2 separate regions of the Homo sapiens genome follow, and region 1 is linked to region 2. The links are chromatin contacts, found by Hi-C in ENCODE. All regions are on one chromosome and are shown on one strand. The core of a region is the stretch at or near the end of the contact, and the rest is flanking DNA. Distances in the headings are between cores, read along the strand shown. Region 1 overlaps CDH13 (cadherin 13). Region 2 has its middle 8.1 kb from the start of LINC01227.

Evidence for each region. A loop is a pair of places that touch in the nucleus more often than their neighbours do. Pooled maps may share reads with other maps.
Region 1: a loop to region 2 is called in a pooled map, with 17 times the contacts of the local background. The contact joins two enhancer-like sites. A Hi-C loop is called at or near these places in 3 of 37 single-sample maps with no recorded cell type and 9 of 50 pooled maps.

Annotation. Positions count from the first base shown.
Region 1 is chr16:82,652,426-82,655,972 of GRCh38, reverse strand. All of the region lies in intron 1 of CDH13 (cadherin 13), which reads right to left. Among named protein-coding and RNA genes, the nearest start is that of CDH13, 27 kb to the right of the region's middle. RefSeq lists silencers at 271-320, 255-549 and enhancers at 1,453-1,502, 1,743-1,792, 1,843-2,052, 1,874-2,373, 1,294-2,493. Within about 2 kb of position 2,297, at least 13 of the 41 ENCODE cell types and tissues checked have a DNase peak (open chromatin) inside an H3K27ac peak, as active enhancers do.
Region 2 is chr16:80,579,098-80,582,810 of GRCh38, reverse strand. No RefSeq gene overlaps it. Among named protein-coding and RNA genes, the nearest start is that of LINC01227, 8.1 kb to the right of the region's middle. RefSeq lists an enhancer at 2,145-2,634. Within about 2 kb of position 2,155, at least 3 of the 41 ENCODE cell types and tissues checked have a DNase peak (open chromatin) inside an H3K27ac peak, as active enhancers do.

The sequences.
Region 1 (3,547 bases), core at 1,048-3,547, 2.1 Mb before region 2:
GTTCAAGGGGCTGTCTAGGTGGTGCCAAACCTCATACAGATCCTGGCACATAGCAGGTGCCCACTAAAGGCTAGCTGAAATTTCAGGCACTTGAGTAGTGAGCCATGACCCGAAGGCATTGCTTCCTATCTGGGCGACCTTGCCTACTCTAAGCTTCAGTTTCCCCATTGTTAAAATGGGAAAGAATGATAATAAGGGCAATGCCTATTTCATTTGGTGGTTGTGAGGACTGAGTTAATATATATGTAAAATTAACAAATGTAAACAAGAAAAAAATAGCCTGTGGAGGAGGTAAGCTTCTGTAGGCTTCTTCTGAATTGCTTTGGCTTCCTCTGCTGCACATAAAAACAAATGATGTCACTGCCTTGCCCTCCCCCAACCCCACCAGTGGTTTCCCATCACTCTCAGCATCACACGCACACCCTCCCTGCAGCCTAATCTGCCTCCCTGATCTCATCTCCTACTCTTGGACCCGACACTGCGGTAGCCTCACTATTTCCTGCTTTAGGACTTTGCACTTGCTTTTTGCTCTTCCTGGCATACACTTTCCTTTTGAGATCCACATGGCCATCTCATCTACTTCAGAGAGATCTCAGTTGAAATGTCTCCTCTCCAGGACACCTCCCCTCACCCCCAACCCCTATCACAAGGAGCACCTTCGTCACACTTTACCCTTTTATGGTGCTTGATTGACCGGCTCATTGATTGCAACACTGATTACTAATGAATTTTCTTTACTGTTTGCCTCTGCCAATAAAGCAATAGCTCCATGAAGATAGGAACCTGGTTGTGCCCATTGCTATTTTCCTGGTGCTTGCGGGCATTCAGTAAATGTGTTGGGAAAATGAATGAATGTATGAACAGATGAATCCCCTGATACAATGGGAAAGGCAGGGAAATTATCTTGAGTTTCTTTTGGACTCCATCCTCCAGTTCTGGAAGCTTACCTGTACCCCAGAGCCAAGAGAATGACTAAAAGCATGAAATCTGGGACCACCAGCTCCACAGTTTATTTGCTATGGCTGTGGGCCTCAGCTACTTTGCCTGTATAATGGATCTAGTCACTCCATCTACCTCAGTAGTGTTGGGAGGGATGAAAGAACTGATACGAGGAAAGCCTTTAGCACAAGGCCAGGCACATACCTTTGTTAGCTGCTTCACGTGGTTAATACTATAACCTGAGAAGCTGCCCTCATCCTTTCTGTACCCACCTCTTCTGAATATGAAAAAAAAAAAAATCCTTATTTAAATCCATGGTTCCTTTGATGGTACAGCATTTGTATCTTTGCCCACGGCCCCATCCCCTAAGGATGTCTGCCCCCAAATAAAAGTTGTCAAACATTTTAAATGGTATTAAATTGTCCAGAAAATGGGAATGCCCAAAGCAGAGAGTCAGTCAATCAGGATTATTTGAGAGCTTCAAAAAGACAGAAGGAAGCCATTATTAGGTTTAAGAATATTGCATTCCACCTCCCACACAGCCTTTATCTAAATCTTCATTTAATTGGCAGCCTTCAGCACTGTCAGAATTGCATTCTGAGAACCAAGAGAAGTTTTCAAACATTCACACAATGTTATATGCTTGGCTCAAAACAACTCAAGGGGAAAGAACCATCTCTTCTGCAAGAGATTTGGGGATGCCCTAAAGCTGATGCTATGAGAGTTGGGAAACCGACCTTGAATAAGAAACCAAGACCACCATGTAAGTGTCAGCCAAAGACACTGTCCAGAGGTTTCAGGCAGAGAGACTCGGACCTGCTGTCTCCCCAGAATCTCTAGGTGACTCTCTAAGGGCAAGAATTCATCCTTTCTCTATCTCTCAGGACCTCCCCCACTGGCTGGTGCAGTGTAGGCCGGAAATAGATGTTTTTGCAATGACTAATGAGAATTTTTGCGGCTTTATGTCATAAGGGGAATCCTCTCTCAGGCCCATGTGTCTCTGCCTGAGTGATTCCAACCAGAAGCTGGGCTGGAAGAAACCTGATTTCTCCCTGTCCCTCCCTGTAACCCCGTACAGTTAATTAGCAAGTCTTATCTGTTGTGCTATATCTCATGATCTCTGTGGTATCTGTCCCCTTCTCTTCTCTCTCAGGGCCTTGAATGTGGTCTTCAGTCTTCTTCTCCGGAACTACTGCAAAAGGCATCTGTCTCCCATCCTGCGCCCCGGTGCAGGCACAAGCATGCTGATCATTGGAAAACCCAGATTTAAGAGCGTCTGTCACTGCTGCTGAAAAATCCCCCCTAGTTCCTGCGCCTCCAGGGTGAAATCCAAGTTTCTCAACATGACATGCACATCGTGTTTCTTAACCAATCCACCCCCTCCCTGGCTGCTCCCTCCTACCCCTGCAGCCCTGCACCTTGGCCTCCAGCCCCACAAGCAACTCTCAGCTTCCCCCAAGCATGAACTGCCAGCTCCCTCCACTCCATGTCTTTTCTTCTGCTGCTGGCTTTGTGCAGGTACATCCAGTCCCATTTTACTCAGTGCCTAATTTCTGTTGCTCCTTCAGGGCCCAAGTCAAATATATTCCCCAGAAGGCCTTCCTGGGTCCCTCTCTCTGTTCTCCTCCAAAGTTGGGCTGGTCTCTCCTCTGTATTTCCAACACACCTGAGGCTGAGCATACTTTTATTTATTTTTTTGTGTAAAATACACTAAGGCACTACAAAAAGGTGCAAAAGCCCAAGTATTCAGCTCAATGTTTTCCATGAGTTGCCACGTAACTGGCACTAAAATCAAGGAGAAACATTATCAGGTCCTCAGAAACCATCCACCCACCCCCTACCACCACCATGTCTTCTTCACAGACACTTGGAAAAACCGTTCAATAAGTATCTATCAAAGGTAAATTAACAAAATGGGTTTCCAAAGTGGTTGTACTCCCAAGCTCATTCACACTGAATGGACAATGTTGACTGCCTTGTCTGTTTACCCTTCTGAATTACAACATCCTGGGGTCACGGACTACCTTTTGGTCGCCTGTTTACCCCCAACTTCTACAAAGAGCCAGCACATGAATGAACGAATCAATGAATGAATGAGCTAATGAAGGAGTGGGATGAAGAACATACACTGTCAGTTTGAGCAACAGTTTTGATTTTCTTCTGGTCTTTGTTAAATGTGCCTCTCTCATTGGAACCCACAGTTACAGAAAGATTCTGGGATTCCCATCAGAACTCACAAAAGACCATAGGTCCACTAGAGATTGTCAGAGGAAAAATAAAAAGGCTTTAAAGGTCATTGGTTTTAACCAGAAAAAAAAAAAAAAAAACAATTCTAGGTAATGCAGGCCAGTTAAGTTGGTTTGACAGCCAACCTCAGCAGCAGCAGCAGCAGCAGCAGCAGCAGCTTCCAATATCTTTCTAGATTGGTTCATTTTCCAAGATCTGTAATTTTTAAATGAGGAGTAGGATCAAAGGTCAATCTCACTTCCTGGAGCAGAAGCTTAAGTATGGGCTGTAATCATATCACTGAGCAAACTTCAAAAGCTGCTGGTGCAGTGACAGCAACCACCTGTCTATCTTCAAACCAGATGAATGGCTTTTCTGATGC
Region 2 (3,713 bases), core at 906-3,405:
AAGTGGTTTTTTGTTACGTGGACGAATTATACAGTAGTAAAGTCTGGGCTTTTAGTGTAATCATCTCCTGAGTAGTGTGATGAGTACTTGGGTACGCATCACACTACTACATTGTGCCCAAAAGGTGATTTTTTTTCATCCTTTACCCCCCTCCCACCCTTCCTCCTTCTGAGTCTCTAATGTGATTATACCACTCTGCATGCTTTTGTGTACCTATAACTTAGCTCCCACTTATAAGTGAGAACATGCGGTATTTGGTTTCCCATTCCTGAGTTACTTCACTTAGGATAATGGCCTCCAGTCCCATCCAAGTTGCTGCAAAAGACATTATTTCACTCTTTTTTTAAATGGCTGAGTAGTTTTCCTTGGTGTGTGTGTGTGTGTGTGTGTGTATACACCACTTTTATATGGTATATACGTACATATGTATATCCATGCCATATTTTCTTTATCCACTCATTGGTTGATGGACATTTAGGTTGATTCCCTATCTTTGCTACTGTGCATAGTGCTGTGATAAACATATGAGCAGATATCATTTTTATATAATGATTTCTTTTCCTTTGAGTAGATACCCAGTAGTGGGATTGCTGGATCAAATAGCAGATCTACTTTCAGTTCTTTGAGAAATCCAGGAGTGGTCTTTTAAAAACACAAATTCGAATACATTACTCTACAGATTAAAATCCATTGAAGGCTTTGTACCAGATTCAGTTTAAATACCATCCTGTATCTGAGCACTTGCCTTGCTTTCTAGCTGGGGCAGCCCTAGCAGCGTCTTATATTGTTCCCTAGTTTTATAGCCAGGTTGTTGAGGCAGCAGGTGGGGAAGCCAGGTAGTAGGCTTCAGAGAGAATAGATATACATGTTTCTTATCAGACTTAAAGAGTCTTTTCTGTCAGTCTTAAGGTCTGTGTTGATGTTAATGCTCGTCAGCTGGGCCTGAATTACAAAGGGAGGAGCATGCCTCTACTGTTGCTCCAAATCCCAGTTACTGTTAGGGTCTCTCCGGCCATGAGCCTGCATGGCCCTCTTTTCTCCTGCCCAGGGGCTTCCTCCAGGTGCAAGACACTACATGATCCACCTGGTGTTCCCACATGCCCAGTGCTTACACATCAGAAGTGCAGGAGTTAATCACCTATGGGGCAAATGTTGACCAATGCCTTATGGAAGCCTTGTGTAAAGTCCCCTGTCTTCCCTCGCTTAGATGGATGTTTCAGAGATGCAATCTTTCTCACGTTCTCTGCAAAGATGCCTGGTAAAGCCAAAGAGATCATCTTGTCACCAAGTCATGACCAGTTGGGTAATGACATCCTTCTATTTGCTCCCAGTGCCTCCCTTACTTACTCCCCCTTTCCCTCATTTCTACTTCCCAGGGATTGCACTCCCTGGAAAGCTTTACCCTCGGGCTCAGTTTCCTAGGGAACCACGGACTAGAAGTTCTCATTTTGAGGTCTTCATAGACCTCATCTCTTCTCATGATGCCACTCCTTCTTCTCCCTGTACTCAATGTTCCAACTTCTACAATCTACTCTTGGTTTCCCCTACCAGCCAGCAGTCCCATTCCTTTGTTTACACTGTGTCCTTGTCTTCAAAACCTATTAATACCTATTATTCTATCAAGACTTCACTCAGGGATCACCCCTCTCCCCCACCGCCAGGAGCCTTCCCTGATCCTCCTCCCCTCTCCACATAGAATTAATCATTCCTCTTCTTCACCCTGTTGTATTCTTCCAGAGTTCTCTGATAGCAGCTCCACTTGGTACTTCATTGCATGTACTTATTCATGCTCAAATGCAAGTTCCACAAGGGAAGATATTTTTTGCATTTTGTACATTTTTGTGCCCATTTTTTGAATAAATGAATATCTGACCCTTTCAGCTATGCGACTATGTTTTGCACATCAGTGTCTCCAAATGCCATCCTAGGGCCATTGTAGGGTGTACAGAGCAGAAGCTCATACATATTTGATGAATGCATGAGTGAAATTTAGTCTAAATCATTGAGCATGTATTGAACAATCATCATGAGCAGAGATGAACCCCTCATGCTAACCATTTGCCTCAACAATGCACAAAGTTTCTCACAAAAAGCAGCCAGACGCTGTGGATGAGTCATTTCAAAACCAACCCAGTACTAAGAAGACAACCACAAGCTTTGAGTCGCTACATGGCTGGCCAGAAGCTTGATCTTCTGAGTGTGAGTCCCAGCTGGGAAGCACAAACTATTGTGTTCACCGCAGGAGTCAGAAATGCCTGGGCCTGTCTAGAAGATGATGGGATGGCCTCATGGAGATTCTTTGCTCAGGGTCTCCTGGGAAAGAAACATTCTGAAGGAAGATTGAATCCAGGCCAAAAGCTTGCTGCAAGAACAGAGGTCCATATCTGAGGAAGGCGCTTCCCCACTGAACTCCCCCTAGAGCAAGGCAGCTATGGTAAAACCTGAGCACAGAACCAAAGAGCTGCTTCATATCAAAACTTGGTGAGGCGCTGCAAGCACAGAGCCGTGGTGTTTTTTAACCAGGGAAACAGGATGTAGCCCGAGTGGGGATAGGTACTTTCCCACCAGGGGTGGTTGTTGGAGCCCATGATGGCGTCAAGCTAGAGGACATAGTGCAGTGCAGTGGGGCTTTGGGAACAGCAATGGACGCTTCCACAGAGAGATGGCGCTGGAGCTGGTGAGCAGGACTATATGGCAGGCTCCATGGAATACCTAAAAGGGGCTTGTTCTTGAGCTGATGTGTGATGCCCCTGGTAGCATATAGTGGGGATAATGGGAAGATTAAGTCAGAGAAGGAAAGTTTTTGTATTGCTGTTGCTATTTTATATTTTTATTGTTGTATCAAATGACCCTAGGTTCTGACATATATATAAACCATTGGTAATTGATTTAATTATATAATTTATGTAAAGTCTTAACCCAATGTCTGTACATAGTAAGTGCTCAATTGCTTTTAGCTATTATTATTATTATTATTAATGAAGGAGATAGTACTAATTCATCCAGGCCGCTATAACAAAATACCATAAACTGGGTAGCCTATAAGCCACTGAAATCCATTGCTCACAGTTCTAGAGGCTGGGAAGTCCAAGATCAAGGCACCAGTAGATTTTATGTCTGGTGAGAGCCTACTTTCTCAGATGGCACCTTCTCACTGCGTCCTCACATGATGGAAGGAGCAGGGAGCTCTCTCAGGCCTATTTTATAAGGGCACTGATTCCATTCATGGTGGATTTGCCCTCATAACCTAATCAACTCGTAAAGGCCCCGCCTCCTAATACCATCACCTTGGCAGTTACATTTCAACATAGGAATTTTAGGGGAACACAAAAATTCACACCATAGCACCAGGGTCGGGGATAGAGAAATGGCTTTTGATTACAATTGCTCTGACCCCTGTTTTTATCTCTGGACTAATAATAGGGCTGGGGATCACATAGGCAATGTTTAAATACGTGTGTTGAAGTTATTAAAAAAAGAAGGAGAGAAAGAGAGACTCAGAATAGAGACTTGCAGATTCTAGTTTCCATCTTGGTTCTACCCACATGGATTGAGTGTCACCATATGTCCCTGGGCTAGGCACTCTTGGCTTGCCATTGTACTTAACCCTCTTGGAATTTTTCTGAGTCGTAATTTTTCCCTGTGAAAGATAGGGAAACTGAGGCTTGGGGACTGGAAGATATCTAGTAAGTCTTGCTCTCCTGTGAAATATA